2 separate regions of the Homo sapiens genome follow, and region 1 is linked to region 2. Evidence: chromatin loops called from intact Hi-C (ENCODE). Cell type or tissue: mammary epithelial cell. All regions are shown on one strand. Each heading gives the region's core, and the rest is flanking DNA. Links, peaks and the distances in the headings are about the cores only.

Region 1 (8,933 bases), core at 1,404-6,403, 100 kb before region 2:
AATGATTTAGCCACATATGGTCCTTTTACAACACTAGCTAAATTGGGACAACAGATCTTACACCACATTTTCTAAAAATGTCACTGAGTACATTATACCAAGACACCTTCTCCTGCCTTCTTCCCCAGCCAAGGGTACGCTTTCAATATTACCAGAGTCTACCTTCTACCTTGGATCCCATCATCATCTCCAAACTCCTCCAAAATCTCTAAGTCACATTTTTCTTGAAATTGTTTATATGGTACCCCTCTCTCCTTCAAATAAAACTAGACCCCATTTGAAAGAAAATTTAATCTCTTCTTAACCAGCATAGACTTTTATTCTAATCTTGACTACATGATTAGTTCACACACACATTTTACGCAGTGAATCAGCAATTATTTTTCTAGTGGTTCTGAGTGTCAAGATTAATTTCACTATCCTCAGTAATAAAATGGTTTCAAATGACATCTTTAATCAGCAAGTAAAAATGCTTTCCTCCAATTGAGACAAGCTGTCACAAAAGGTCACCAAAATATGACAGGATGGAAATTACATTTGTAACTTCAACTGAAATGTTAATTTCCCTTTAAGTGTTTTCTGAACTATGTCCAGATTCTAAAGAGATACATACCTCAATGTAACAAAGTTTACACTGCACTGTCCCTTTCTAAAATGTTAAGAAAAATATATTTGCATGCAAATAATTTTATAATAGTTGAAATACATATAGAATACACAATTTGTTTGGCAAAATAAAAATAACAAATGACAGTCTGACTTTTTTTTAAAAGACAACTGAATCAAGAAAATTTTAAAGGCCCTGCAAATATAAGGACCATTAAGTATAAACCCTTGAACAGTGAGCTATTGCTGGCATTAGCAATTCTGAATTGTTTGTTACTACCGAGAAATCTCTTTCCCACAGATCCTCTGAAATTAATGATATTATTTCAAGAGAATATTCTGTGGGTGTACAAGCAGGTTCTTTAGGCTACAGCAATAAAAAAGAACATGTAACACGTGCCAATGAAACTCGGAATAAAATAATCTGGAAGCCTACTCACAGATAATGAATTAAAAATAAATGCAGTCTTTCTAACTAAAATAAATGCAGTCTTTCATTTATGGCTTACATTGCTTTCTAAGGCAATCCAAGGGCCACCTCCTAGACGAAAAGAGAGCTCTCAACTTGCAGGACTGGCAATTGGGGGACACTGGTCAGTGACACCATCTTCAGAAATGGCGACTGGCATTTTCACAGTGAACCATTCCTTACACATGCCTACTCTGTAGCCCGGCTCAACTGAGCTCCAGGAGGGAGTTCAGCACTTACACCCTACAACATCCTCTGTATGTAATGAATTAATTTATTTCCTAGGTATGTAGTTCTGTATCGTCCTTGGGAAAACCGAGAACACTGTCACTCAAATCTTTTTCTGTAAGGTTTAATTTCCACAATCCTGATAGAGCAAAAAAAGCTAGTCAATTAAGATCTTAACCTAGATGAAAGCCCAGAATTCTACTTCTAATCCAACCTGCATTCAAAATACCAATCAACAACTGTGCATAAAACTGTTCCTTAACTGCTGAGGCTGTCATATATATGAATGTTTTTCACAGAGATGTGAATGTGAAAAAAGACTAAAAGTAACCAAAACTCCCTCCTAGATTGGAAGAGAACTCGTTTCACATGTAAACTTTTAGAGTCAGAAATTGGGGATACCAGTGCATCATTTGATTCTCCCTCTTAAAGAATGAAGTGTTCTCAACACTAACAATATCAGCGAAAACAAAAAAAAAAGTACACCTCATATAAGACAACAGGTACTCTGGTGGCAAGATATTTTAATCCCATTACAGAGTAGGCAAACAGCTTTACACAATCAAATAATTATTTCTACACAGAACCTGAGACTGTTCAGGTTTTTTTATTTTGATCTCTAGGAGCACACAAATAAACTGATGTGTAAAAATGTATTCAAATGTCTAGTTTACCAAATACTGAGGCATTATCTCTTTTTCAATATATATTTCCTCAGATGTAAAATTCATCTTTTGTTTGGGGGGAGGTACTGAAGGTAACAAGAGAATTCACTGTTTTAGGAAACCAATCTTTTGACGGACAGAAAAATCCTCCTTTGTGTTGGGAAAAATCCTAACTTTACAGTTATCTGAAACTCATGTTTCCAAGCACCAAGCTTTCTTAAGTAATACGGAACAGAAAAAGGTACTTTTAACTATGGTTTCACCTGCCCTATCATCTTGCCAAACAACCACATTCTACAAAAATCCAGTTAAGTGCTTTTTTATTGTTTCTGAGAATGGTCACTAGTCAAGCTGTATATGTTTATAGCTACTCTGCCTCTAAGGGTCTCATACTCTTCCCCCATAATTCCAAGGAGAGGACTTGCCCACCACAAACCAACCTTTCCAGCTTCTTGTCCCAGAATTACATGAACACAAAGTTTCCAGATGCCTTAAAAAGCAAAACAGATTTAATACAAGTTATTTAAATACACGAAATTGTCAATGACCTTGGAAAGAAAAAAATGAGGGAAAAGTCCTGAGAAGAAGGAGATGCAGGACTGAAACAGACACTAAGCACACATGCAAGCTGGCCATCACTGCAGAACAAGGATGTTACTAGTGGTTGGGTGGAGGGACAATGAACAGGGATGAGATAACGCAGCTGGAAACCAGGGAGGTGGGAAAGGCAGAGAGGCACCACAAATCAGGGCAGGGTGGTACAGAAGAGGAAAGACGAGCCATGAAATCCACAGCCAGCCCACAGGGAGCAGACTACAGAGTTGGGGAAAGCCCCCATTTGTAATGTTGTCTAGCAAGTGAATTAATAGTCTTAGAACTTGTAGCTACCTGGGGAGTTCTCAGTGACTATGCTTTTATACATCATGTTTTAAATGTATGTAATCAAAGCCACAGCCCAGATAACAAGACCCAACAAAAGAAGCAGTAGTGATGACTAATCCTTCTCTTCCTCCATCCCTCCCCAGTTCAGGAAGCTTTATGCCTTCCAGGTGGTGGCTGTGGGTTGCCCTTAGAATTCCTTAGTATTCTGCCAGGTATGGAGAGCTTTCCTTTGTCCATCTCATCTCAAGCCAAGACTGACATGTCTCTGCTCAAGTAGACTGTTCTGTGATATTACCAATTCCTCCTGTTGATGTATTTTGTTTATTTTCATCCTTCTGTTTTAAGACCTTCGCTCCATCTTTCACCTAAGGCCAATGCCAGACTCTATTTCTTAGAAATTAAAGATGCTTCTAAGAAATCTGCTTCAGCTCAACTGGCAACTTCATATCATAACTTGAAAAAAGTCTAGGGAAATCTTGGGCCACAAGATGGAGTAGTAGTAAACTAGACCACAAAGAAAAAGAGAACAAAGATTCTAGAAGAATCTCTCTGAACAATCTTGCCTAGTAAATTAAGATAATATTGGTTGACTACTGCTATCTTGTGCATCTTTGAAGCTTAGTGTCCTCCCACAGAATTCGTATCTGCTACTTAAAGATACAGGCTCATGTTTTGGACAAAAAAAAGACTATGAATAATGGTTTTAAAAAGTAATTAATCATGAAAGGTAAGTCTTGATTCTTATCTAGACCAAGACCAGATGGCAGGCAGAGCCCCTGTGTCCTCCTGCCCTCCTGCCTGCCCTCCTCCTTGGAAGGACAATATCCCAGTGGTTCTGGAAGCACCAGTGCAGGAGCAGCATTGCATGGGAACTCATTAGAAATACAACTTTCTAGGCCAAGAGCGGTGGCTCACGCCTGTAATCCCAGCACTTACGGAGGCTGAGCCGGGTGGATCACTTGGTCAGGAGTTCAAGACCAGCCTGGACAATATGGTGAAACCCCGTCTCTACTAAAAACACAAAAACTAGCCGGGTGTGGTGGCACGCACCTGTAGACCCAGCTACTCGGGAGGCTGAAGCAGAAGACTCAGTTGAACCTGGGAGGCGGTGGTTGCTGTGAGCCAAGATTGTGCCACTGTACTCCAGCTTAGGCAACAAAGCGAGACTCTGTCTCAAAAACAAAACAAAAAAAATACAACTTTTTTGGGCTCTACCCTATATCTAATCAATCAGAGAAGCTGGGAGCAGGTCCCAAAATCTGTGTTTTAACAAGTCCTCTGAGATTCTAACGCTCACTCAAATTTGGAATCACTGCTTTATTCCTTGCAGTGGACATTGAAAAACACTGTATAATGAGGGGTAGGGTCGCTATTAAAAGTCTCCGTGAATCAGCAGCAGTCTGTAGTAGACCTTTCACACAGCAAGCTTTGCTCAGAGTGATTATTTCTATAAACGAGTCAACTTGTCTCATTAAAGTCAGAGGAACTGCAGAAAACACAAAAAAAGATATAGCTATGAAGACACTAAAAGGTACAAAATATAAACCGGTCTTGTCCAGAATTCGCCCTGACAACCTCAGGGTCTTGGGAAGGGTCAACCTGGCCCCATAGCTACCATCCCCATGCCACCTTTTCAAGACCAGCCAGGAACCACAGCATGTACAAGAGCAGCTGTAGGCCACAGACTCAAAAAAAAATTTTTTTTAATTATCTTAAACATTTTATTCAAGCATTTTAAATCCATAAACAGCAATGATTTTAAAGAATGAGTTTTACAGTACCATAAACAGCACTCACTCCAAAGTCCGGCCACTCTCCGGACGGCAGCCGCAATTACCTAGTCAACCTTCTTTGCCTACTTTGATTAATTACAGCAATACTATGGAGGAAGTTGAAATGAGAGTAAAGGAGGATGGGAGACAGGCAAAAAAGTTACCCAAAGTTTCTGGAATGTTCCTTCTCTCTCTAGTTACATCTGAGAGCCTAATAATTGTTCCTTCTTTCCTTTCAGTTTTGAAACGTAATCGTCCAGATTCTTCATCATCTTCTTCTTCTTCATCTGATTCTTCTTTGATGTCCTTTTGAAGTTCCAATGTTTCCATACCTCCCTATATTGCAGATACACAAGGCAAAAAAAGGACAGTAAGTTCATATTCTTTTGAATTAAATATTAAAGAATGCTAAAATATTTAATTGTTTATATTTCAGATGTAAAAAATACTGCAAAATGTCCTGTTAAAAGGCCACATGAAACCCTAAGCTGACTCCAGGAGAAAATAACCTTAAACATTAACAGTTAATGTTCAAAAAAAAAAAAAAAAAAAAAAAAAAAAAGGTCAAATTCTTGCTTGCAATTAATAGACAAAGTCCTACACATCATTGCTGCTTACACGTCTGAAAATAAACAAATTCCAAAAATTCCTGCTGGACTTATTGCTTTGAGTTTAATACAGATCATAGTGAAATTCAATGTATTAATTAAACTAACACTAAAGTTCTATGAGTTTATTGTAACTTAAAGGCTCAACATTTTATAACTCTGACCCCACCTACCTTCCCCTTCACTGCCAGACAAGCAGTCCAAATGTGCCGTTCTACTGATGTAGCCTCCAAAATCCTTTCATCATTTCTCACTCCTTTTTACTTCAATCTCACTGTCTAGAGTTAATTTATCACTATCTTTGACTGAGACTATTGAAAAGGAGAAACTTTTTTTCTTCAGTCATGTCGTCACACTAAAACCAGCTTTTATCTGAAATTTTATTATATCAGTATTCCCTACAAAAATTTTCCCTAACCCCAGCCCAAATTAAAAGTAATTTCTTTGTGGACAATTCTTACTGCCAAGTATCACTCATGTTCCTAGTGAAAGAATCACCTCTCACCTCAGATCAGTCTCTGTGACCCACTCTTAGACATAAAATAAGTACCTACAGAGAGCAAGGTTAATTTAGATACTTTTTATCAATGTAAGGAGAATATATTTGCTCCTTTAGTCTCATGATTTGTAATATGTAAATGTTATTTACTCTTAATAGAAGTAACAGTGAACTTTATTAGAAAATGCACAAGAAAAAAATGAAAACAAACCAATGACACAATCATTTTATATTCTTGCCTTTTTCAGTATTTTCTGTGTAAAAAGACCAACTACAAATGCACACTCTACTATAAATCCTCCCAGTGGAAAAAGATCTTTCGGAGAGCAAATGCCTGAACAGCAGGAGATGACAGTAAACTACAACTTTCACCTTAAGCCTGACAATTACAATACCCCCACTCAGTATGCTGACGTCCAGCATACCGTAGAATTTTAAAGTACCAAAATCTCAGGATTTTTGCTGGTTTGATACCGTTATTTCTGTACTACTGAGTGTTTGAAATCAGAATGGATGCCTGCAAGGTACGTGCTGCACCACACTTCCCAACAGAACCAAAGCCAGCTTCCTTAGGACGTCTATTCTCCGCTCCCATGATGCTCTAGAGCAGCACTTCTCCAATTCAATGCCCAGTCATCAGTGGGAATCATGTTGAAAAGCAGATTCTGACTCAGCCGATTCAGGATGGGGCCTGGGGTTCTGCATTTCTAACAAGCTCCCAGGTGACGCCAACATTTCAGGTCCACAGACTACACTGAGTAGAGTAGCAAGTCCAAAAGGGAGGAAAAGAAATCACTACCAACAAAGCAAAGATTCTACAAAGTCATCTTCAATTCAACTATTAACAACTGTAAGCACAGTTCAAAGACTTTCCAAACAAGTTTAATGTAAAACAAGACAGCACGGAAATTAATATAGCTTATTCTGCATCCAAATCTCCATCTAAGAAATCTAAAGAGGATAAAGATGAGTTGAAAATTGTTTCTTCCTAGATATTTACCCTAGAGAAATGATACCTTATGTTCAAATAGACCTATAGGAAAATGTTTATTCTATTCAGGATCACTACAACTGGAAACACTTAAATGTCCTTCAATGAATGAATGGATAAACTCTTGTACATCCAAACCACAGAATGCTACTTCGCAATAGGTCTATTGACATAACAGGGATAAAACCATAAAGGCATCATTATACTGAGTAAAACAAGTCAATCTCAAAGGGTTATACACTGCAATGATTCCATTTATATGATATTCTCCAAGGAACAAAATTACACTGGTAACCAGTGGTTAGGAAAGAAGGAAAGGTATGGCCACAAAAGGATAGCACAAGGAATATTTTTGAGTGATGGAACCATCCTAGAATGCAAACTTCTGGTCCAAATCTTGGGGCTCAGTTAATCCTTGAACTACATCAAAGATTAGGGAAACTAACCTGACAAACCACCAAACACGGCTGATAGCACTTGCTTAACTGCAGCCCATTTGACAACATCCACTAAGCTAGACTTAATTCTTCAGCCTCTTATTCTAAATATGGGGCTTAAAAAATCCATCCCCCTTCACCATATGGTTTAGAAAACTAACCTGTCTACCAAAACGTTGACCTCCTGTATAATTTTTTTTTTTCCCTGAGATGGAGTCTTGCTCTGTTGCCCAGGCTGGAGTGCAGTGGTGCGATCTCAGCTCACGACAACCTCTGCCTCCCAGGTTCAAGCAATTCTCCTGCTTCAGCCTCCCGAGTAGCTGAGATCACAGGCGTCCACCACCACGCCAGGCTAATTTTTGTATTTTTAGTAGAGACGGGGTATCACCATGTTGGTCAGGCTGGTCTCAAAATCCTGACCTCGTGATCTACCGACCTCGGCCTCCCAGAGTGCTGGGATTACAGGCCTGAGCCACCACGCCTGGCCTTCTGTATAATTTTTAACAAATATTACCTAGCATGCCATTGACAAGCTACATTCCACTGATGGGTAGTGTGCTGCTACAACATAAAAATCAAACTATCCTAAGATTATGTTGTGTAAACATTTAAATGTGCATGTAAATCTTTCATTTCACTATAGACATTGACAAAAATAGTCAAAGGTTTGATTTTTAGTTACTGATTTATTGTGAAAACCTGAAAGATTTATTTTTAATCCTTAATACAGACTGCATATGAAAATCACCATCAAAGTACTTAAAAAAACAGAGAGGTCCACTTAGGCTTTATTTCGTAAATGTAGAAAGAACTGGAAAAGCAAAGAGGGAAAAATACTCAGACTTGTATATATTTTGAAGTTCTCCAGCTAATTCTGAAATGAAAGTATGATCTCAGTGTTCTGAAAGAAAATTCAATATTCTATCCCAAAATCTAAACAGAAACAATGGGTAGTTCTCTGAAACACATACACCACACACACACACACACAAATCTATATATATAGAGAGAGAGAGAGTGCAAAAGAGAAAACATTGCTTACAAAAAGCTCACTAAGTTTTTAATGCTTATTGATAGAATTATTGATACATCATCAAATAAAAATGAAAGTCATTCTACCAACAGTGAAAATTTATGGGTTGGAAAGACTAAGCAAACTGTGCAAAAATTAGAAGAAAAAGAATTACAGACCAGTGTCCTTCATTAATACAGAAACAAAATCTTTTTTAAAAGTAAAAGTACACGGAATCTCACCAAATATAAAAAGGATAATACATCACAACCAAGTGGGGTTTATCCAGAAACATGACGTTAACACTCAAAAATCAGTCAAATCTTACCTGAAGAATTCCAAATCTATGGAGATACTCCTCCTCCTCCTCCTCCAGGAGGTGGGGCTTAAGTTGCTTTCCTCCCCTCTCCCCAGAACCCCATCCCTTAAGGTAGCCTACACTTAGTGACTTGTTTCCAAAGAACTGAATAAGGAAAGAGAAAGCAACATTACAATGAAGAAAACTGGCAGACACTGCTTGACCCAAATGACCAAGGTGGGCATTGCCAGGGGCGTTGTGGATGTCATGCGCCCAGTGGCACAAGGGTTCCATAGTGTTCTTTCCAAAATCCACAACCTCAAGCTAATCATGAAAAAAGCGTCAAACAAACTGAGATTGGGAGACATCATACAGCATACTCGGCCAGCACTTCCTAAAGCTGTCAAGGTCATGAAATACAGGGAAACACTAAGAAACTGTCACACAACAAAGGGGAATGGAGAGA
Region 2 (8,933 bases), core at 1,524-6,523:
GAGAGAAGCAGACGGTCCCTGGGCAGTGTCAGGCACGCCCTCCCTCTCAGTCTGCCCTGGACACCGTCGTCACAATTCCATGCTGTTAACAGGCCGAGGCTGCAGGCCACGTGCCCTGCTTGAATGCGAAGAAACAAGCTGGGAGATAACGTCTTCAAAAGAAGGTAGAAGAGAGACAGCTACTGGAATTTTAACCCACACTTTAAAGGTGTCCCTCAGAAAACATCCAAATCACCAGGGGTGGTCTCTGGAGAGTGGAGGGCAGGAGGACATGTATTTCCCTCCCCCAGGAAGCAGGAAGTGCCAGGAGGCAGCAAGAACGTGCCTCTGTCAGTCAAGGAAAGCCTCAACTTGGGGAATTTTGAAATCACCATTGCCTGAGAATTGAGTCCGTGGAGCTCCTGGGGGTTCCCGAGTGTGGAGCACCAGCGTGGGCATCCTGGAGGGCTGCTTCCAGACTTGAGCCTTGGGGGCAACTCTCCCAGGGGCCGGGAGACTCAAGCCACCCGAGCGCAGCCTCACCTGGGGCTTCCCAGACAGAAGGGAGGAAGTGCAGGGGAGCCCAGACCTGCTCTGTGCAGTCAGTGGAAACTTACAAAACCCATCCCCTTGATGAATTCCTACTTGATTTGATTTGACCTAGTTGCAGGTTTTTTTTTTTTTTTTGGTCTAATGATGAGAAAAATAAGATTTTTTTTTTGAGACGGAGTTTCACTCTTGTTGCTCAGGCTGGAGTGCAATGGTGTGATCTCGGCTCACTGCAACCTCCTCCTCCCGGGTGCAAGCGATTCTCCTGCCTCAGCCTCCCAAGTAGCCTCCTCAGCTAATGTTTTGTATTTTTAGTAGAGATGGGGTTTCAACATGTTGGCCAGGCTAGTCTCGAACTCCTGACCTCAGGTGATCCACCTGCCTCAGACTCCCAAAGTGCTGGAATTATAGGCATGAGCCACCGCGCCCAGCCAGATTATTTTTTATTTTAAAGAAACAGCGGTTTGAATCACACTGAAGGCCATGAACAGAATAATGCGAAGTAGCAGTGCGGTCAGGAGAGCCGCCGGCTACCACTGGCTGCCGGAAGCCCGTGGCCTCAGCGAGCCACAGCCGGTAATGAGGCTCTGAAGCGTTGTGCGGCCGGGCTCACCGGGTTGTGTTTTCCTGTGAAGCGTCGTGCGGCCGGGCTCACCGGGTTGTGTTTTTCACATCATCGGTCACTCTACTTCTTTGTGAGGGATCGAATTTTTAGAGGGTCTCGACCAGCAAATTGATAAATGAAACGTGCTGTATAGAACAGCATGAAAACTAGCGGAAAACACTGCGCCCAGCTCAAGTGTTTTCTCATGAAACTTTGTTCCCTATGTGTATAGCATGCGTGTTCCATGTCACCAGGCGAAGTGTGAAAGTCCTTGGAAGTCACAGTTTGAAGAAAAAGAAGGCGACTGTGCTAGAGTTGCTTGGAAGTTTGTTGGGAGAGCGATTGGTACTTCAGCTCATCATTAATGGCATAGTAAAAAGGGAAACCCAGAGTTTAGGGAAGCAGAGGCTTTCTGAGAATGCAAAATTGAGCAGCATTTTTTAAAAAATGCAATTCCTTTCAATCTTTTCACAGAGCTCTGTATATTCTGTTGTCTGTACACAGAAAGGGCCATTGCTTGTACCGAATCACTTCAGATGGAAAGTAATTTCCAATATTGCTGTCATTCTACTCCCCGGCTCCTTCCTGGGACGCTGGGGATAAAGGAGAAGGAGAATTCCTTTTCTTCCTTAGGGCAGCAACAAAGCCTTAAAAAGATCCTCAAATAACAAGTTAAAGGCATGCTTTTCTTCTCCATGTGGGAGACCTGAAATGAAAATTAATGGAACAGAGGTATGTGTTAAAAGTAAGTTTTAAATCTGATTGACTGGAACCTCTGCTTGGGCTACTGAATGAAATTAATTAGTGACCTAATTGGCCTTGTTTCCAAAAATCCACACCTAGATTCAGACAACAGCCCTGCGTTGCTGAAGCACGAGAATCACTTGAACCTGAGAGGCAAATTTTGCAGTGAGCCGAGATCGTGCCACTTCACTCCAGCCTGGGTGACAGAGGGAGACTCGGTCTCAAAAGAAAGAAAGAAATAAGAAATAAGAAAGAAACCTTTGCATATGGCTTTCGTGTGGACCTAAGTTTTCATTTTTCTTGGGTGAATAGGAGCAGTGAAATTTGTGGGTAGTAAGGAAGCTTATGTTTACCTATAAAAAGACGCCAGTCGGTTTCCAAGGTGCCTGTGCCGTTTTGCACTTGCACCAGCAGAACGTGGCAGAAGCTGCTCTAAATCCCTGTCAGTACTTGGTATTGCCAGGTTTAAAAAATAATTTAGCCCGGGCGCGGTGGCTCACATCTGTAATCCCAGCACTTTGGGAGGCCAAGGCGGGCGGATTGCGTGATCTCAGGAGTTCGAGACCAGCCTGGGCAACAAGGTGAAACCCTGTCTCTACTAAAATCCAAAAAAAACCCTGGCATGGCGACATGTGCCTGTAGTCCCAGCTACTCGGGAGGCTGAGGCAGAAGAACTGCTTGAACACAGGAGGCGGAGATTGCCGTGAGCCGAGATCGTGCCACTGCATTCCAGCCTGGGCAACAGAGTGAGACTCCAAAAAAAAAAAAAAAAGCCATTTTAAGAGATGGGTTGTAGTATTTCATTATGGCTCAATTTGCTTTTCCCAAATGGTGACTGGGGTATTGAGCTCTTCCAGGAGCGCCATTGCCCTCCATATAATATACCCTCTTTGGTGACATGTCTGTTTGAACCTTCTGCCCATTTTTTAAATTGGTTTTTCTTATGATCAAGTTTTGACGATTCTTTTTATAAAGTGAATACAAGTCCTTATCAGTTCTGTGCTTTGCAAATTATTTCCTTCCAGTCCCTGGCTTGTCTGTTCATATTCCTAAGTGTCTTTCAAAAAAGCAGAAGTTTTAAATTCCGATGAAGTCCAGTTTTTCAATTTCTTGTGTGGGTTGTATTTTTAGTGTCCTGAGTAATCTTTGTCTAACCCAAGGTTGCCAAGACTTTCTTCTATGTTTCCTTCAAGAAGTTTTATGATTTTACGTTTTACATTTAAGTATGAATGATCTATTTTGAGTTAATTTTTATTATGGATCACAGTTCAAATTTTGATTAAAATTATTATTTTCTGATATAAAATGTAATGTAGGCTCATTGTAGAAAACATAAAATGGAGAAAGTAATAAAATTACCCAGAGCCCAGCCATAAGTGAGAACCTCTTTCAGTTTATCTCCCTCTTTTATGTACAGTGTATGTTTCACATAGTTCAGACCACACTGTACATAGAATTTGTATCTCCCTTTTATCCACTTAATACTTTATTAGAAATACTTGCTCATACACTGTCAGTAAATTGGTTTTTTAAATGAAGTCTCTTTTAATGGTTTTCTTCCTCCTAAAACAAGTTTGTTGCATAAAACTTAAAAACATAGATGAGCAAAAGAATAGCATGAAATATCATTAATCCTACTATGTAGAGACAGCTTGCCTATATCCTTTCAGATGCTTAGCTCTGAAAGTATGTATGGGCATTATTTTATTGACTAAACATAAGCAGTCATATAAATACTTTATAATTGAGTTACTATTCTGTTGCAATATTTAGAATGTGTCCTGTGTTTTACTGTTACACGTACTGTTGGAGTGAAAAATCTTGACTCCATATTTTGGATTTTAGATTTTTTTCTTGGGTTAGAGTCCCAAGACGGTTGCTAATAAGTCAAAGACTATGAATATTTTTAAAGCTCCTGAGTCTCTGGCTCCAATTCCCTCCAGAAAGTTTGGATCAATTTATTTTCTCTCATGTAGGACTCATTATTAATACATTTTGATGTGCAATAATTTGATAGTGAATCATGACATCTCGGTGGGTTTTTTTTTTTTTTGGATTTGATTGCTATTGAGGTTAAACATTTTTTCCAATGTTTACTATCCTTTGTGATGACCTATTTTGCGATTTCTCTGCTTTTCCTTTTACTTATAAGTGAGCATCTCTATCGGGGCACACTCAGGCATATTCACCTTTAGAGAGAAAACATCAGAAAGTCCTGGCAGTTTGACATTACCACTTAGTATAACGTGCGGAAGAGACAAGGAAAATGTATTTCCATCAATCTTGGCGTTGTTGGCTTCTTGATTTTCTGAAAAATAAGAAAGACAAAGTAGATTTTTTGACCTTTGAATTCTTCAATTACCATGCCAAGCTTTCAAGACAATTAAGCCATAAATATTCTTTATATAGGATCTTAGCTTTCTTAATCCCTGATTGAGACCTTGCGCTGCAGGAGCGTGGTGGTGCAAAAGCATTGTCTCAGAGGATGCAGACGTGTTAATAAAAGGTGGGTTGTCAAATGTGTTTAGAAAGAAAATAACGAAGAGAGAACATCATTTGCCTTTCTTAGGTGTCCTGACGATATCACGGTGGGCATTGAACGCTCCTTGAGCTCCCGCTTGGTTTCTGCTCTTTCTGAGCCTTGGTGCTGCCATCTGCTGGCCGTCCTCGGCACTGCGTGTGAACGGCTCCTGAGAAAGGACCAGTTTTAGAATATGGGGCTGAAATGATGACTGAGGGTTTAAGCCTGTTTTATATTTCTGGAGAATATGTAATATGAGCATATGTTGTTAAATATGGCCTGTTAATTCACTCAAAATTGAACAAATGCTCCGGAACAATCCAGATTTGCAGTTTGATGCTCCCATATTGGCTCTGCAACAACTTTGATGGTGGTGGAGCTGGTGATGGTGATGGTGGTGATGATGATAAGGAAAAGCTAGAGATCTTGTTGACGTTATATAAAAGGTCCTTGAACAGCAGAGTTGGTATAGGATTTTAGAGAATGCTTGAGTAACTGGAACTCCTTCGGGAAGCCATCGCATTGAAGGTTGCAGACTTTCTTTGTTTCGTCTGTTCAAAGGGAAATCAGGGGCAGGGGATAGGAAATTCAAACCAGGCTGGGTAGGTATATTCTGCTTTAGAAAAATCAGATTTTCAAAACTCGAATTCATAAGGTGAATAACTTAAAAGTAGCACTTGATTAATTGCATTACAAAGGAATTCTTCTGTTTGGGAAAATATGCTTCCTATTTCTTTCAAATATCTTTTATTCACTTAAAATAATTGGGTTAACACATTGTTCATAACATCATTCATTTTGGGGGGTGCAGAAACACCAGTATCTTAAACCTACTTTGAAATGCAAGATCTTATCAATCTTTATTATTCTTAGATGCAAATTTTGCATGGGTTAAATGGTGAAAGTAAAAGGAGACGCATCTGCAAGTCAGTTTCAAACTGAAATATGAATCATCAAATACCTTTTAGTATTTGATGAAAGATGCACATTTTTCTTTTCCTTTCTAGTCAGAAGATTTTCTTTCACAATCAATTTCCTGCTGGGAAAGCATGAGGACTGATCTATGGGAGCAGAACAAGCCCATTTAGGCCACTTCAAAAATGCAGTACACTTGGCAAGGCCAGTCTGAGACCCAGTTAATGATTCACAGTTTAGAAAGATATGCCTGCTTGTAGATCCAAGTTCTCAACTTAGTAGTTTATTTAGTCTAAGTTTGTGTTCTCATTAGGAGCTCTCAGTCCATCAAATGGCTATTAGGAAAGAAAACAAAATCAAAATGAGCTTTGGGAACCAAACCTCAACGTAGGCCTGGGCTGTCACTCTCCACCCCACATTGCCATGTTTACGTGTTTTTAATGAGTGAGGAGCCCTTCTCATAGGGGCCAACCCCAGACAGCTTGGATGGGACACGGAGACACAGGATGTTCAGCACAGACACCCCCCAGCTGCTCAGTGCTGAGGAGGCATTCATGAGCTTGCTGCTGTGGTTCGGAAGAACTCCAAAGCTAGACACCCTGTTGGTAGATGCTTGTGTGATGTGTCCAGTTGGGTGAGGCTTGGGACTAAGGTGATCCAGGTGGCCTTTAAGAGATTTGCAGTTGAGGAATATTTTTGGCCGATGAGTAAGTCTCAGGAATCCTGCCTGCTTTGGGCAGCAAAAAGAACATTCCTCACCTTCCAGGTCAGGCAGATGGCTCATGCCTGTAATCCCAGCACTTTGGGAGGCCAAGGCGGGAGGCCAATCATGAGGTCAGGAGATGGAGACCATCCTGGCTAAAACGGTGAAACCCCGTCTCTACTAAAAATACAACATATTAGCTGGGCGTGGTGACATGTGCCTGTAGTCCCAGCTACTTGGGAGGCTGAGGTGGGAGAATCACTTGAACCTGGGAGGCAGAGGTTGCAGTGAGCCGAGATCGCGCCACTGCACTCCAGCCTGGGTGACAGAGCGAGACTCCGTCTAAAAAAACCAAAACCAAACCAAAACAAAACGTTCCCCACCTTCTGGAGATGAGGCATCAACACTGCAAACAGAAGGGAAAACTGTGGCAACTTCAGAAGGCATCATTTTAGGAATTTGAAGGTAAATGAATATGCACATATTTCTAGATGCAAAATGTGTCTGGATAATTTTAGAACCGTTTTGCATCTCCATTGCTTTTTGAAGCTCCCACAGGTACAAAATGCAGCCGTTTTCCTAAACACCTGCTTAGTTTCTTGATCTAGTTAGATGAAAGAGCAGAACTATGAAAAATTACTCCGACAAGCATTCCTTTCATCTTCAGGCAGTAAACCATCTTTAAAATCTGATGAAAATGCTTTGAAACAAATAAAATAGCTGGATGTGGGATTCCCTGGAGAGAGACTAGGCATTTTCCCATGTTCCTCAGTTGCAAAACCAGATGTTTTGGAGTCAGAAAACTGTGGTTTTAAAATGTAAAGCCTAAATTCTTGACTTCTCTGCCCTCCTGTGACCATCATTTTAATGTGTGCAATTTATTTTTGATAATTAATCGTTTCTTTGCTCCCCCTCCTAGGTTCTGTGGTTTTTGGGGTCCAGGTACAGGTTGCTCTGGGGCTCCCAGGCATCTCTGCAATCAAGGAAATTGGTGCCAATTGTGAGTGTCCGGGTGGAGCGGGACAGGGACCAGGTGAAAGGGAGGGAGGCCTGGGGATGCTGATACAGGAGCTAGAAAGAAATTAATTTAGGTAGATAGTGAGGGTAAAGGAGTCCTCGGCAAGGTTTCCCTTTTAAAAAGAAGCAGTCCCCAAATCATTGCTTTTCTAACAAAGAGAAGCCTGAAAAATCGAGCTGCAAACACAGATAAGCAAGCTGGAAGTTTGCATGGGTGAATGCCGGCAGCTGGGCCAACAGAAAAGGGCTACCTGAGGGCTGGGCATGTTCAGCATGGAGGCGCCATCTTCCCTTTCCTTTGTCATCACTTGTACAGTAACGAGGCCGGCAACATGGCGCCAGCCAGGTAGAGAACCCACCTGCATAATAAAAGATTAGGGTGGCAGACCAGGTGCAGTGGCTCATGCCTGTAATCCCAGCACTTTGGGAGACCGAGGAAGTTGGTTCATGAGGTCAGGGAGTTCGAGACCAGCCTGGCCAACATGGTGAAAACCCATCTCTACTAAAAGTGCAAAAATTAGTCAGGCGTGGTGGTGGCACCTGTAATCCCAGCTACTTGGGAGGCTGAGGAAGGAGAATCGCTTGACCCTGGGAGGCGGAGGCTGCAGTGAGCTGAGATGGCACCCACTGTACTCCAGCCTGGGTGACAGAGTGAGATTGTCTCAAAAAAATAAAATAAAATAAAAAATAAGACTGGGGTGGCCAGCTTCTTCATGAACTATGCAAATGGCACACCTAGTCCTAACCAGTTCTTTGCGTGCTATGCACATGGCACACCTGATGCGACCAAGCTTTTGTGCTTTATGTACATCAGACAGTGCTGCCTCGAGCTCATTTATAAAACCTCGTGCACTTCACCTCAGACCAGAAGGCCCACTTGGGACCCTCTGTCTCTTCAGGAGAGTGCTTTTCTCTTTCTTTCGCCTCTTAAACTTTCGCTCTTAACCTCACTCCTTGTGTGTGCATGTCCTTGATTTCCTTGGCATGAGGCAATGAACCTCAGATACTACCCCAGACGGACAACACTGCTTTCATGTCTCAGTTTGTTTGAGTTGCTGGAAGAATGTATCAGGCTGGGTGGCTGATAAACAACAGGCATTTATTGAGGCTGCAAGTCTGAGGCCAGGGTGCCAGCACAGTGTGGCCAGGTTCTGGGGAGGGCCCTATTCCAAGTTGCAGAGGGTCATCTTTCTGCTCTGACCTCAGTGGTGGAAAGGCTCCGAGGGTTCCACCCTCATGATCTCATCACCTCCCAAAGGCCCCACCTCCAAATACTTTCATCTTGGGGGTTAGGGTTTCAACATAGGAAATCTGTAGTTACAACATTCAGTCAGGTAAAGGGAACTGGGAGTGGATGGAAACAACACCCTCTCCCTCCGGTGGGGGCGTATCCACTGTTCTCCATGCCTTCCTCCTTCCCCTCCTGCCTCTGTGTGATTTCCCTTCCCTTTCAGCCATCCCAGATGTTAATTTAAACCTGATCTCTCCCATTTAGTTTAGTCTTTGAGCACGCTATTCTCCACCTGTTTGCTGGATTACAGCTTTTGTGGGGGAGAGGGATTCATGGTGAAACGTAAAGGGAAGTGGTCTCCATTTTAATCTAAACAGTTGTGGGCACTGTGGCCTGACTGTGGAACAACAAAGGTGAGGGCACTAGCTGAAGAAGGAGTGGACATCCTAAGCCTGGCACAATAAGGATGTCTTGGGTTGAGGGTCTCAACCTGGCTCACAGCAGAGTCTCCTGGGAGCTTTGAAAATGCTTGTGCAGGGGCCCAGCCCTGGGGTGCTCCTGCAGTTGGTCTGGGTGCAGCTGACCTGGGTGCAGCTGGTCTGGGTGTAGCTGGTCTGGGTGCAGCAGCTGATCTGGGCACAGTTGGTCTGGGTACAGCAGCTGGTCTGGG

Evidence for each region. Hi-C counts contacts between places; a loop is a spot of excess contacts. Peaks named below come from ENCODE experiments on the same cell type or tissue, not always from the same donor. Only the 100,000 strongest peaks of a DNase experiment are listed, where the experiment ranks them.
Region 1: a loop joins it to region 2, with 9 times the contacts of the local background. A loop is called at or near these places in 4 of 110 quality-filtered maps.

Annotation. Positions count from the first base shown.
Region 1 is chr7:155,696,798-155,705,730 of GRCh38, reverse strand. It overlaps RBM33 (RNA binding motif protein 33), which reads right to left. Exons shown (of 18, transcript NM_053043.3): 6 at 4,787-4,958. Among named protein-coding and RNA genes, the nearest start is that of RBM33, 57 kb to the right of the region's middle. In mammary epithelial cell, for the core only: a CTCF peak has its summit at 3,324 (motif pointing right); a DNase peak (open chromatin) is centred at 2,930.
Region 2 is chr7:155,594,521-155,603,453 of GRCh38, reverse strand. No RefSeq gene overlaps it. Among named protein-coding and RNA genes, the nearest start is that of RBM33-DT, 45 kb to the left of the region's middle. RefSeq lists a silencer at 4,345-4,639 and an enhancer at 8,418-8,933. In mammary epithelial cell, for the core only: a CTCF peak has its summit at 4,532 (motif pointing left); no DNase peak of the experiment used is centred there; H3K27me3 peaks cover 66 bases.